2 separate regions of the Homo sapiens genome follow, and region 2 is linked to region 1. Evidence: chromatin contacts called from ENCODE Hi-C or POLR2A ChIA-PET data. All regions are on one chromosome and are shown on one strand. Each heading gives the region's core, a stretch centred on a gene start or an enhancer-like site at or near the end of the contact. The rest is flanking DNA. Distances are from core to core; before and after follow the strand shown. Region 1 holds the start of NFE4 (nuclear factor, erythroid 4). Region 2 overlaps FBXL13 (F-box and leucine rich repeat protein 13).

Region 1 (3,838 bases), core at 995-3,494:
TGACACAGATTACGTACAAAAGACTGTCACGTAGACAGAACAACATAAGGTGGAAGTCAGCAGAAACTATCAATCTGAGATACCATATGCAAGTAAATTACAACTCAAAAATGAGTATTAAGACATTTTTGGCTGAGTGCAGTGGCTCACACCTGTAATCCCAGCACTTTGGGAGGCTGAGGCAGGCAGATCACCTAAGGTTGGGCGTTCGAGACCAGCCTGACCAAGATGAAGAAACCCCCTCTCTACTAAAAACACAAAATTAGCCAGGCGTGGTGGCACATGCCTGTAATCCCAGCTACTTGGGAGGCTGAGGCAGGAGAATCGCTTGAACCCGGGCGGAGGTGGCGGTGAGCCAAGATTGTGCCATTGCACTCCAGCCTAGGCAATAAGAGCGAAACTCCGTCTCAAAAAAAAAAAAAAAAAGACATTTTTTGCCAGGCATGGTAGTACACCTGTAGTCCCAGCTACTTGAGAGGCTGAGGCAAGATTACCTGAGCCCAAGAATTGAAGGCCAGCCTGGGTAACATAGCAAGACTCTGTCTCTAAAAAATTTAAGGCCAGGCACAGTGGCTCATGCCCGTAATCCCAGCACTTTGGAAAGCCAAGGTGGGCGGATCACCTGAGGTCAGAAGTTCGAGACCAGCCTGGCCAACATGGCAAAACCCCATCTCTACTAAAAATACAAAAATTAGCTGGGTGTGGTGGCATGCACCTGTAATCCCAGCTACTTGGGAGGCTAAGGCAGGAAAATCGCTTGAACCAGGGAGGCAGAGGTTGCAGTGAGCCAAGATTGTGCCACTGCATTCCAGCCTGGGAGACAGAGTGAGAGTCCATCTCAAAAAAAAAAAAAAAAATTTAAAGACACTTTGAGACATAGACTGAGAGTTTGCTTCCAATGGACCCTTCACAAAGGAACTTCTAAAGAACACTGAAATCAGAAGAAAGGCATGAAATGCAAATAATAACAATGGGCAAAAAATCTAATAAGTATATGGGTAAAGCCATTAACTTTATAAAACAGTATCATGATGAAAACGTGGGGGTAGAACAATAAGATGGAACAAAAACACTAGATAATAATAACACTCTAACACCAGAGAGAGTAATCAAGAGTTAGTGTTCTAAATTTCAATTATTCTTCAAGAAGAAAGTATAAATATTAATTTACTTTAGGCCTTATTAATAAATGTACACATTAAAAATATTTGAGTAACCAGTAAAATAGTAGAAATAGAATGGTTATCTTCTACAACATGTTAAAAATATTTAAGAGTAACCAGTAAAATCATAGAAATAGAATGTATATCATCTAAAACATGAAAGTAGAAAAAAGGGGGTAGATTTAAATACTCAATAAATAGTACACTACTTGGTAATGGGTGCGCTAAAATCTGACTTCACCACTATACCATTCATCAATGTAACCAAAAACCACATCTATCCCAGAAGCTATTGAAATTACTTTAAACGTTTTTATTTTTTAAAAATTCAATAAAGTCAGGAAAGGGGAAAAATAAAACATATAAAAAGATAATAAATAATAAATAAAAAGATAATAAATAGTATAAAATGAAATTAGAAAAATGAACCCAAGTATATCAATAATCATAATAAATTTAACAAAATGTATTGGTTAGAAGACAAAAATTTTTTATTCCTAAAAATGCTTTTTGCTTTAATGTTTTTCCCCCAATATTAATGTAGCTATCTATTTTCTTTTCTTAGTTTTATTTTTAATTGACAAATAATAATTAAAATGCATTTATGGTTAAAATGTGATGTTTTGATTTATGTTTATAATGTGGAATGATTAAATCAGGTTAATAATTAAGAAATCACCACCTCACATAATTATCATTTTTGTGTGTGAAGAAAACATTTAAAATCTACACTTTCAGGCACGGAAAGACAAATTCTCCATGATTTCACTTCTATGTGAAATTTTAAAATGTTGGACTTACGGAAGTAACGAGTAAAATGATGGTTATCAGCCTTCCTTTCATTTGTGTTCATTTTGTTTTTGAAAGATTCTCCCCAACGCCCGAAAGCTTGAAGGAATGAGTAACTCCTCTCTTCTCAGGCCCAGTCCCAAGGCACAAGGCCACTTGTACCAGCAGCGTGAGTCAGCAAGATAGCAGAAGCAGGAAGAGAGCCGGCCAGAAGACACCTACCCTGGCCGGAAGACACGTACCCCTGAAGATCGAGAAACAGGCCATCTGGGTACCACATAGCAGTTACATCAGACTGGGACAATTCCTGTTTACGGAAGACTATAAAACCCTGCCCCCTACTCATTTGGTGCTGACGCCATTTTAGGCCTTAGCCTGCCTGCACCCAGGCGCTCATTAAAACAGCAGGTTGCTCCACACTGCCTCGTGTTGTCTGTTGGCACACTCTCAAGAGTTTGAACGGATACAAGAATCTTTCATCTGGTGCCGAAACCCGGGAGGGGCTCCGGTCTTCGTCCCCCGTGGACCTACCCCTCCGCCCCAGAAAGCAGGCCACAGCAGCCGGACAAAGGAAGCTCCTCAGCCTCCAGTTGCTTCTCTGTGCATGCACATCAGTCACTGATCTCACCTACTGGTAAGTTTCCCGGGAGCCCGGTTAACAAGGAAAAATCCATACAGCCTCTCTTGGTTTCTCCAGTCTGAAAATCCAACATTGGTCCAAGAAGGCTCCGACGTGTGCCAGGTACTTGCTGATCATCTGGTCTTAGGGGGACGCCTCTAAGCCATTTGATCCCGTTCCGGGAACGAAAAAGGCAGCGGTGACGATCGCTCCTTTCATCGTCTCCCTCCACCATCCAGGATGGTCTCCTTTTTCCCTGTTTTCCCGAGCCTACCCTCAGTTATGGGAAACTCCCCATCCTCAATTCCAAAAAACAGCCCTCTAGGCTGCCTCATAAAAAACCTGTAAACCTGGCCAGGTGCGGTGGCTCATGCCTGTAATCCTAGCACTTTGCGAGGGTGAGGTGGGCGGATCACCAGGTCAGGAGGTCAAGACTATCCTGGCTAACACGGTGAAACCCTGGCTCTACTAAAAATACAAAAAATTAGCCGGGCATGGTGGCAGGCACCTGTAGTCCCAGCTACTCAGGAGGCTGAAGCAGGAGAATGGTGTGAACCCGGGAGGCAGAGCTTGCAGTGAGCCAAGATCACACCACTGCACTCCAGCCTGGGCGACAGAGTGAGAGTCCGTAAAACAAACAAACAAACAAAAACCTGCAAACCTTAGGCCTCAGGCAAGATATCCATCCTCCTTGTCTTTTTTTGCAATTCAGACTGGCCACAATACGAATTGAATAATGGGTCCTAATGGCCCGCAAATAGAACATTCGACTTTACAATTTTAACTGATTTAAGCAATTATTGCTGACGACTGGAGAAATGGGGAAAAACTCCTTATGTCCAGCCCTGTTTGCACTCAGATCACAACCCGACCTCTGTAATTCTTGCTCACCTGTTCAAATCCTCCTCTATTCTCGCCACCCAGATCACCTTTCTCCTCCCAACTCGACATATTTTCCTCGTTAGATCCAGCAGACTGCTGTCCATTCCTCTCAGCCCCTGCCTCTCCCTCTCAGCCGTCTTCTTTAACCCCCTAAGCCTCCTCTTTATCTTCTCAGCTGCGATCTTCTCAGCCTTCATCTTCCCAGTCGCCATCTTCCCAGCCCCCATCTTCCCAAGCAGCAGTATCCACTTCTTTTCCTACACTGTCCTCTCCTCAGGACAATTCTAGCATTGTCTGTACTCATTACTCATTCTCCTTCCTCACTGCCCTCTCCTGAAGCCTGTAAACCCATCCCACCACCTTACGCCCCTATCTATCCTCCACT
Region 2 (3,838 bases), core at 586-3,085, 65 kb after region 1:
ATGTCTTTAATACAGAGAGAACATATCTTTATATATAGCAGCACGGCATGGTATGAAGTGTTGAATTTTTCATGATGAGTCATTTTTCTTATTTCTTGATCTTCTGCAAATTACTGATTTATTTATTTATTTATTTTTGAGACAGAGTCTCAATCTGTCACCCAGACTGGAGCACGATCTTGGCTCACTGCAATCTCCACTCCCCGGTTCAAGTGATTCTTGTGCCTTAGTCTCCTCAGTAACTGGGATTACAGGTGTGCACCACCACACGTAGCTAATTTTTGTATTTTTAGTAGAAATGGGGTTTCACCATGTTGCCCAGGCTGCTCTTGAACTCCTGGCCTCAAGTGATCTGCCCACTTCGGCCTCCCAAAGTGTTGGGGTTACAGGCACAAGCCACAGTGCCTGGCCCAAAAGAGTCTTTAATACCTAAAGGGCTTTTGTGCCTGGACAGAAACGCTCACTAACATTTGTACTTTAATGCTTTTTACCAATAAACACATATTTAAATAAATACAATTTTGGAAACTCAATGTTTCTTAAACATGTTCATGTTTGTTACCAACTTCATTAAGTAAAGTCCCTGAAATAATTTAAACTACAATTACAATTTACAAAGCCATTCCTTAGAACACCTAAAATGCCATAAATAGCAGACAGAATATACATAAATATCATATCATTATTATATGTTACACTTAAACTTATCCTAAACAACATGAATCTAGTTCATATCTTCATTACTTCCACACTTTACTTAATGTTTTACTCCTTCCTGATTACAGTAATGTTTATTTTGATGCCTTATCAGATAACAGTAATGTACTCAGTTTCAAAAGAAATGAAATACCTTTGCAGAGCCAACAAGGATACAGGATCAACCAACTGATTATCAACCAACTGATTCTTATTTGGGGCACAGGCATTGTCTGCCTCTCCCAAATGATTAAAACTCCAGCCCCTAAGGGTCTTAAGATTAAGTTTCCTTTCCACAGTTAAACTTTGTTCATCAGTAAGACTTTTCAAATCCATATCTTTCATTTACATTTTAGGGTTTTTTTTACACGATGCTCCTCTGTGATAGCATTATTTTAAAATATTTTGTATTTTATTTTATTATTTTAAAAGACACAGTGGGTCACGCCTATAATCCTAGCACTTTGGGAGGCTGAGGTAGGAAGATCTCTTGAGGCCAGGAGTTTGAGACCAGCTGGGGCAACACAGTGAGACTCTGTCTGTACCAAAGGAAAAAAAAATTAGCCAGGTGTGGTAGCTCACATCTAGTAGTCCCAGCTACTCAGGAGGCAGAGGCAGGAGGATTGTTTGAGCTCAGGAATTCAAGGTTACAATGAACTATGATCATGCCACTGCACTCCAGCAAGAGTGACAGAGTGAGACCCTGTCTGTAAAAGAATATTTTTGGGCATGCTTCCAAGATGGCCGAATAGAAACAGCTCCGGTCTGCAGCTCCCAGCGAGATCCACGCAGAAGACGGATGATTTCTGCATTTCCAGCTGAGGTATCTGGTGCACCTCACTGGGACTGGTTGGACAGTGGGTGCAGCCCACAGAGGGCGAGCTGAAGCAGGGTAGGGCATCGCCTCACCCAGGAAGTGCAAGGGGTCAGGGGATTTCCCTTTCCAAGCCAAGGGAAGCCATGACAGACTGTACCTGGGAAAACGGTACATGCCTGACCAAATACTGAGCTTTTCCCACAGTCTTCGCAACCTGCAGACCAGGAGATACCCTCCCTCCCATGCCTGGCTCGGTGAGTCCCACACCCATGGAGCCTTACTCACTGCTAGCGCAGCAGTCTGAGATCGACCTGCGACACTGCAGATTGGCGGGGGGAGGGGCATCTGCCATTGCTGAGGCTTGAGTAGCTCACAGTGTAAACAAAGAGGCCAGGAAGCACAAACTGGGCGGAGCCCACCACAGCTCAGCAAGGCCTACTGCCTCTATAGATTCCACCTCTGGGGACAGGGCATAGTAGAACAAAAGGCAGCAGACAGCTTCTGCAGACTTAAACGTCCCTGTCTGACAGCTCTGAAGAGAGCAGTGATTCTCTCAGCACGGCGTTCAAGCTCTGAGAATGGACAGACTGCCTCCTCAAGCAGGTCCCTGACCCCCATGTAGCCTGACTGGGAAACATCTCCCAGTAGGGGCTGATAGACACCTCAAACAGGCGGGTGCCCCTCTGGGACGAAGCTTCCAGAGGAAGGATCAGGCAGCAATATTTGCTGTTCTGCAGCCTCCACTGGTGATACATAGGCAAACAAGGTCTGGAGTGGACCTCCAGCAAACTCCAACAGACTGGCAGCTCAGGGGTCTGACTGTTAAAGGAAAACTAACAAACAGAAAGGAATATCATGAACATCAACAAAAATGACATCCACACCAAAACCCCATCTGTAGGTCACCAACATCAAAGACCAAAGGTAGATAAAACCACAAAGATGGGGAGAAACCAGAGCAGAAAAGCTGAAAATTCCAAAAGACACAGGGCCTATTCTCTTCCAAAGGATCGCAGCTCCTCGCCAGCAAGGGGACAAAACTGGATGGAGAATGAGTTTGACAAGTTGACAGAAGTAGGCTTCAGAAGGTGGGTAATAACAAACTTCTCTGAGCTAAAGGAGCATGTTCTAACCCATCCCAAGGAAGCTAAAAATCTTGAAAAAAGATTAGATGAATGGCTAACTAGAATGAATAGTGTAGAGAAGACCTTAAATGACCTGATGGAGCTGAAAACCATGGCATGAGAACTTCATGATGCATGCATAAGCTTCAATAGCTGATTCCATCAAGTGGAAGAAAGGATATCAGTGATTGAAGATCAAATTAATGAAATAAAGCAAGAAGACAAGATTAGAGAAAAAAGAGTGAAAAGAAATGAACAAAGCCTCCAAGAAATATGGGACTAGGTGAAAAGACCAAATAAATATACATTTGATTGGTGTACTGGAAAGTGACAGGGAGAATGCAATCAAGTTAGAAAACACTCTTCAGGATATTATCCAGGAAAACTTCCCTAACCTAGCAAGGCAGGCCAACATTCAAATTCAGGAAACACAGACACCAACACAAAGATACGCCTTGAGAAGAGCAACTCCAAGACACATAATTGTCAGATTCACCAAGGTTGAAATGAGGGAAAAAATGTTAAGGGCAGCCAGAGAGAAAGATTGGGTTACCCACAAAGGGAAGCACATCAGACTAACAGGGGATCTCTCGGCGGAAACCTTATAAGCCAGAAGAGAGTGGGGGCCAATATTCAACATTCTTAAAGAAAAGAATTTTCAACCCAGAATCTCATATCCAGTCAAACTAAGTTTCATAAGTGAAGGAGAAATAAAATCCTTTACAGACAAGTAAATGCTGAGAGATTTTGTCACCACCAGGCCTGCATTACAAGAGCTCCTGGTGGAAGCACTAAATATGGAAAGGAACAACCGGTACCAGCCACTGTAAAAACATTCCAAATGGTAAAGACCATCGATGCTATGAAGAAACTGCATCAATTAACAGGCAAAATAACCAGCTAATATAATAACAGGATCAAATTCAAACATAACAATATTAACTTTAAATGTAAATGGGCTAAATGCCCCAATTAAAAGACACAAACTGGCATACTGGATAAAGAGTCAAGACCCATCAGTGTGTTGTATTCAGGAGACCCATCTCATGTGCAAAGATGCACATAAGCTCAAAATAAAGGGATGGAGGAATACTTACCAAGCAAATGGAAAGCAAAAAAAAGCAGGGGTTGCAATCCTAGTCTCTGATAAAACAGACTTTAAACCAACAGAGATCAAAAAGAGACAAAGAAGGCCACTACA

The links. Hi-C counts contacts between places; a loop is a spot of excess contacts on that map. ChIA-PET counts read pairs that join two places held with the same protein, here RNA polymerase II (POLR2A). Pooled maps may share reads with other maps.
Region 2: a loop to region 1 is called in a map of PC-9, with 2.4 times the contacts of the local background. The contact joins the enhancer-like site here to the promoter of NFE4 in region 1. A Hi-C loop is called at or near these places in 2 of 168 maps with a recorded cell type or tissue (K562 and PC-9) and 1 of 50 pooled maps. POLR2A ChIA-PET finds 5 or more read pairs at or near these places in 1 of 52 experiments (K562).

What each region holds. Positions count from the first base shown.
Region 1 is chr7:102,971,186-102,975,023 of GRCh38, forward strand. It overlaps NFE4 (nuclear factor, erythroid 4), which reads left to right and starts at 2,245. Exons shown (of 3, transcript NR_166512.1): 1 at 2,245-2,586. All of the region lies in intron 7 of FBXL13 (F-box and leucine rich repeat protein 13), which reads right to left. RefSeq lists enhancers at 1,766-2,965, 2,423-2,936 and a silencer at 2,616-2,786.
Region 2 is chr7:103,036,401-103,040,238 of GRCh38, forward strand. All of the region lies in intron 3 of FBXL13 (F-box and leucine rich repeat protein 13), which reads right to left. Among named protein-coding and RNA genes, the nearest start is that of FBXL13, 36 kb to the right of the region's middle. Within about 2 kb of position 1,836, at least 4 of the 41 ENCODE cell types and tissues checked have a DNase peak (open chromatin) inside an H3K27ac peak, as active enhancers do; they include PC-9, where a contact is called at or near this core.